Regions from separate parts of the Mus musculus genome. Here region 2 is linked to region 1. A link is a contact called in ENCODE POLR2A ChIA-PET data. All regions are on one chromosome and are shown on one strand. Each heading gives the region's core, a stretch centred on a gene start or an enhancer-like site at or near the end of the contact. The rest is flanking DNA. Distances are from core to core; before and after follow the strand shown. Region 1 holds the start of Nfkbib (nuclear factor of kappa light polypeptide gene enhancer in B cells inhibitor, beta). Region 2 holds the start of Hnrnpl (heterogeneous nuclear ribonucleoprotein L).

Region 1 (2,976 bases), core at 246-2,745:
TCTCCTTTCTCCATCCTCCTACCTCACTTCCCCCCTCCCCTGCCCCCCCCCATGTGCTGGCATTACAGGGGGCTGGCACCACACCCAGCTTCGATACTTTTATAACGTGCCCTATAGGGTCCTTTCCCCCACCTCATAGGATCTGAGTTTGCGGATTGAACTGGAAAACCGTCTCTTTCAGGTCCAGCACAAATGAGGTTCAGAAGGGGCTGAGGATGGGATGGGCAACAGTAGGAAACGAGGACGATATGGAAGGGAACCAGGGGTTGAGGCTATACATTTTCCTTGACAGTCCCAAGAAGCCACCATTCTCCCAGGAGATTGTACTAATCCCCAGATGGGCTTGGGGATCAGGGCCATAAGCCAAGGGCCCTTGGGTAAAAGCCTTCCCTTGCCACCTCCCCCCAGTGCGGCACGTGGAACCAAGTCTCTCCTTCCCTCCACCCCTTCCCCATCTCACCTGAGCCTCCTGCACCTTCCCTGCCTGGGTCTCCAGAGGGTCAGAGGCTGGGGAGGAGGGGAGCAGACGTGGTTACAGTGCGGGGAAAGAGTTAAGCAGAAGGGCTCACAATGGTGGAGGACAAGAGGACCCACCAACCTAATTATTTCAGAGTCAGGGATGGTAGTAAAACTATCGGAGATGGGAAAAGGCATATTTTAGAGTGGAGGTATGTGTGACGTGAAAAGGCTGAGGAGGGGAATCTTTAGGAGGAGAAAGCAGGCGAGACTGGACTGAAGGAAGGTTTCAGAGTTAAGCAGGATATGGTAGCATGTGCGAGTCGAGAGAATGAGGGAGGGCTAAGTTTTTCAAGAGACGTAAGTAGGGATACTTCTGCTGAGAGTTGAGTGTGGGAGAGGAGATGCAGTGAAGGTAGGAGGTTTAGGAGAGGCACAAGAACTGAAGGAATGAGATAGTAAGGGGCCACAGGGGTCCCCGGAACCCATCCTACAGTTGCCCTTAACAACAGACAACCTTAGCAACCGGGATAGTGGTAACTTTGGTCCTTAGCAACGAGGGTCCTCAGCAGCCAAAGTACGAGAAATGCGATCATTAAGAACTTGACAATCGGACCCTTACATTTCACAATCCAGAAACCAACCAACCTAGTAATACGGACCACTTAGCAACACCCCTCCGAATCCCACTCCCTTCAGGTAGATCCTGTCTCCCGCCCCACCGAGCCTACCCTCGGGCCCCGGGGCCTGCAGCCCAAAGCCAGGCCCCGGCGCGGCCCGACCCTCCCACCCTCCCAACAGGGCCCCTAACTCACGGTCCGGCTCGGCCATGGGAACGGGGTGGGGGCCCTCGGGACTGTCACCGACTGCTCTGTCCCGTGACGGCAGCGGAAACAAGAAGAGGCCGAGATAGGATAGAGAACTACAACTCCCGGCAGGCAATGCGATCCCCATAACCGCTTTCGTACAATGTGCCTCTCATGTTATCAAACTACAAATCCCAAAAAGCCTGGCGCCGGCGGCCATATTGATAAAGGGCGTCTGGAAAATGTGGGGAAACTCAGCGAGCGAATGTCCACCTCATTTTTCTGATTGGCTGTGGTGCAGTACAGGGGCGGGGTGTAGCTATTTAAAACATTTTGATTGGGTATATGAGGGGGCGTGTTGGGGAATTCCCGATAGGGCGGAAGCACTGGAGCTCATCGCAGAGCCCAGCGACAGGCAGGCGACCACAGGGGGCCACCCGAGGTGGCTGGGGCCATGGCCGGGGTCGCGTGCTTGGGGAAAACTGCGGATGCCGATGAATGGTGCGACAGCGGCCTGGGCTCTCTAGGTCCCGACGCAGCGGCTCCCGGAGGACCAGGTCTGGGCGCAGAGCTTGGCCCAGAGCTGTCGTGGGCGCCCTTAGTCTTTGGCTACGTCACTGAGGATGGGGACACGTGAGTAAACCTTAAATTACTAGACTGAGCCCTGGGATCTTACCTGAGTCCCCTTTAGCCTACGATTCCTGTGACTTCGTATCGTCTCGTTCCTAACTCTTGATTTCCGATGCTGGACTTCCTGGCCCTTAACCCCCAAACACTAAATTGTGAGACTGGTACGCTTTCACACAGTCAAGTGTCTCACCTTTTTTGAACTCTATAAATTTGAGCTCCTGATCCCCAAATCGGATCTGAACCTTTCCGACCACTCTAGTTCCCACATCTTCTTACCTCTTACTTCCAGATGTAGTCTTTGGTCTTTGGCTATTCTTGTATAAGCCAGATTTTGATTTCAAAACTAGTTCTTGGCCCTGAGTCTCTGAAGCTGACACGTCCAGTATTGACCCTGCAGTTAAGAAATTGAGCTGGTGGGTGTCATGGCTCTCACAGCACTTGGAAGGCAAAGGCAGGTGGATCTCTGTGAATTTGAGGCCACCTGATTGAGTTCCCTGCCAGCCAGAGCTACATAAGATGTAGAAACTCTATTCTATGAGGCTAGATTCATCTGTTAGCCAAATGCTTCTCCCAAACTACCACCTTCCAATCCCTGGTTTTAGTTTAGCTGAGTGTGATGGTACACACTTGTCATTCTGGCACTCGAGGGGCTGAGGCAGGAGGATCACTAGTCCGAGGACAGCCTGGAAGGACCCAGTATCAAAAAGGAGGGAAGAGGAAAAGGAGGAGAGGGTGACTGAAAAAAGGTTAAAGAGTAGGAAATGTTGATTAGTAGATAAGCTGGGGAGAAGGGATGGTTGTGGTGACGGCGTGCATTAAGGGATTGTACCCGGGATTTTCTTGTCCTTTGTGCTTATTGCGTATGCCCAGTGACTCAGTGCCTGACCCATGAGGGGAACCCAACAAACACTCATCTTAAAGAGCCAGGAGTAGTTGCCTTAGTTTTCACTTTCTACTTTGTTGGTTCCTGTTCCTTTATTATTTCCCTCTGGTTACTTTGGGTCTGGTTTTTGTGCTTTCTTTATCCTCCCCCTTCCTTTCTCGATTGTTTGTGTTTGACGGTCTCATGTAGCCCAGGCTAGCC
Region 2 (2,885 bases), core at 228-2,727, 44 kb before region 1:
CCTGCTTTGTAAAGGGAGTCCATAAAAGTCCCCATCTCAGAGGACCAACACCGAATGTGAGGTACCTCTCACCTTAAATGATTAGGGTGGGGGTAAGGCTCACCACACAGCCCATGAGATGTTCGGAGAACAACCTTTTGGAGTCTGTTCTCTCCTTCCACCTCATGGGCTCCCGTTGTCTAGCTTGGCAGTTAACTTACCAGACTCAACTAAAATGTCTTCCAAATCCTTGAGAAACCTAACACTGTAACAACAGGGAGAAGCTGATAAATGCATGAGCAGCAGCCTCATCAAGAGGGCACTGTTTGTTTGGCTTTTTGATAAGTCTCACAGCCTTGTCTGTCCTGGAATTAACTATGCATAAGAGGCTGGCCTCAAACCAAAGAGATTAAAGGCCTGTGACTCCGTGCCCACCGGAAGGACTTTAATAATAAACTTTTAAAAGGAATGCAAACTGCATCCTAACCCAGACACCATAATTGTGACCTTCAGAAGACTAAATAGGCTGAAAGACTCTATGCATAGCCACAGGACCATAATACAGTTTAGTTTATAAATGCCCCAATCCTGGAGCCCTAAGCAAATCGAGTGATAATTTCTAAGCTTGGCTCAATTCCCAAAGTTAAATCTGCCTTTCACAAATCGTCTTCCGTTTTTCAATGCACACAGTAAAAGAAGTTAAACAGTTTAATCTGGGCATTATAATTTTATAATTTCATCAAGTGAACTTCTATATGGAAACGACCATGATTAAAACTGCGACGGGGCGACTCGGTCAGGCCACCGCCCACCCGCTTCCCGCTCGCTGGCTGTGGTTGTAGAAACGCGCTTGCGCATAGGGACACGGAAAGAAGAGGAAAAAAAAAAAGATAAAGAAGTGAGGAGAAAAAAAAAAAACGGCCCGACCGCGTGCCTAGGCCCCCCACATGCCGGCCCGCGGCGCCTGCGCAGTGCGGTGCCTGCAGAGCCAGCCGCTTCCTCCGCCCCCTCAAGCCCCGCTTCGGATTGTGCGCACGCGCAAGCGCCTGTCCTCGCGCAAACCCCGCCGTTTGCCCAACGCCTGCCCCTCCCCCACCCACCAAAAAAGCGCGAGGGCTGCAGCGCCTGCGCAGAGATTTTTCCCCCCTGTGAAAAATAAATAGCTTTTTAAAGTACGAAATTTCCCCTTCCTTCCGGGAGTCTAAAGCCCCAGCCTCACCCCGCCGCCGCCGCCCGCCGCCCCGGAGCCTCCGCCGCCGCCGCCTCCGTGCTGGTCGCCGGCGTTTTCAGTCTTCAGCCGTTTAGGGGCTCGGCCTCCCTCGTTGCCGCCGCCGTAATAGCGACCACCGCCACCTCCGCCGCCCGCAGCCGCCATCTTCACCATCGCTCCCGCCCGCCTCAGCTGCTCGTCCGGCTGCTGCCTCTGCTCGAGCCGCCGACGCCGCTTCTCCGCCCGGGGCAGCAGCCTCCGCGACATGGCGGCGCAGAACCCGCCTCCCCCCGCCTCTCATTGGGGGAGGGACACGCCCGTCACTCGCCGCCCCCACCCGATAGGGGGAGCCACTGGCCCTATCTTGGGGGGAGGGGAAGTTTCCTCACGGTTCATTTCTATTGGATAGGACGCATGCCGTTCTATTGGAAAGACCGCCTCTGTTCGCCAATCGCACTCCTTATAGGTGAACGCTTCTTGCCAGTCATTCCGCCAGGCCCCACCTCCTTAAAATAAACTCTGATTTAATAGGCCAGATTTTTGGGATCGCTCCGCCTTCCCACAAACAGTAAATGGAAGTGGGCCTCCGAAGCTCCGCCTCCTTCCCGCTCTCATTGGTTTCCTAGCTAATCGGTCACTCTGAAATCCTTGCGTTTCCCAGTCACAACGACCATCTTCCCGCGCCACTCCGCTGGGATACAAGAAAGGCCTTCCCTTCTGTGTTCCTACAATTGTTCCCCCAGGTGCCCGTCTCGTACGTCAACACTCGATTGGTCAATGAAGAGTGGAAAGAATGCCCTATTGCCAGATGGTATAGGACGACTGATAGCTTCTGATTGGTGAAAAAGGAGAGCCCGTAGGCTCTCTGTGGCGCAATCTAGGAACCGGTCCCGAGAGAGCGCATGCGCTCCTGTACTTTTGGGGGGGGGGGGGGGCTTCAATAGAAGAGGTGACTTTAAGGGATACAACTACTCGAGTACCCGAACGGTCTTTCGCGCGTCTGTTGTTTGCAAGCTCCGGAAGTCTAGAGCAAGACAACAATTTGCAGCAGCTATAACCCATTAGAACGTTTACTTCACCTCTACCCTATCCTAAGCTGGAGGTTATTATTTTTAAAAGAACCTTCAAATCTGAGCACTTCTCACTAATAAAACACTCATTGATTGCCATGTGACTTTGGACCCTGGCAGGCACCGTCATTTCACTCTAAATTCAGTCATGGTGGTAGATCTTTATAGTTCAACTCGGTTCGCACTTGGCAACTGAGCACCCTGCGTCCTCCAGAGTGCTCTGTGGCTTAGACTCGCTACTTGGAGACTGCTCTGAAGCGATTGTCTCCTCCCAGGGTCCTGCGAAGCCCGAGAGCTGCAACGCCGACAAGTGCCCGCCGGGGAGCAAGCAGACAGGGAACGTACTGACGGAGGATCCGGATCCCGACCACAGACCCGTCCAGAGGCTTTATGGGGAAACTAGGGAGTCAAGAAGACTCTGGGATGTAGCTCAGCAATGGAACGCTTGCCTAGCACAGACAAGGCGCGTATCTACCCCCACCCCCACCACACGCACGCGCGCGCGCGCACACACACACACACACACACACACACGTCTTGAGACGGTGTAAGACTCACAGGCCGCTTCAAAACGTGCTGTGACACCTTTCCACCAGGTCATTCCCAAAGCGGATATCCGCTTGGTA

Evidence for each region. ChIA-PET counts read pairs that join two places held with the same protein, here RNA polymerase II (POLR2A).
Region 2: POLR2A ChIA-PET joins it to region 1 with 47 read pairs in Patski. The contact joins the promoter of Hnrnpl here to the promoter of Nfkbib in region 1. POLR2A ChIA-PET finds 5 or more read pairs at or near these places in 4 of 5 experiments (Patski and embryonic stem cell).

Annotation. Positions count from the first base shown.
Region 1 is chr7:28,765,163-28,768,138 of GRCm38, reverse strand. Nfkbib (nuclear factor of kappa light polypeptide gene enhancer in B cells inhibitor, beta) reads left to right here and starts at 1,495. Exons shown (of 6, transcript NM_001306222.1): 1 at 1,495-1,895. The coding sequence starts at 1,717. Sirt2 (sirtuin 2) reads right to left here and starts at 1,387. Exons shown (of 16, transcript NM_022432.4): 1 at 1,272-1,387; 2 at 461-507. The coding sequence starts at 1,287.
Region 2 is chr7:28,809,482-28,812,366 of GRCm38, reverse strand. It overlaps Hnrnpl (heterogeneous nuclear ribonucleoprotein L), which reads right to left and starts at 1,477. Exons shown (of 13, transcript NM_177301.5): 1 at 1,199-1,477. The coding sequence starts at 1,456.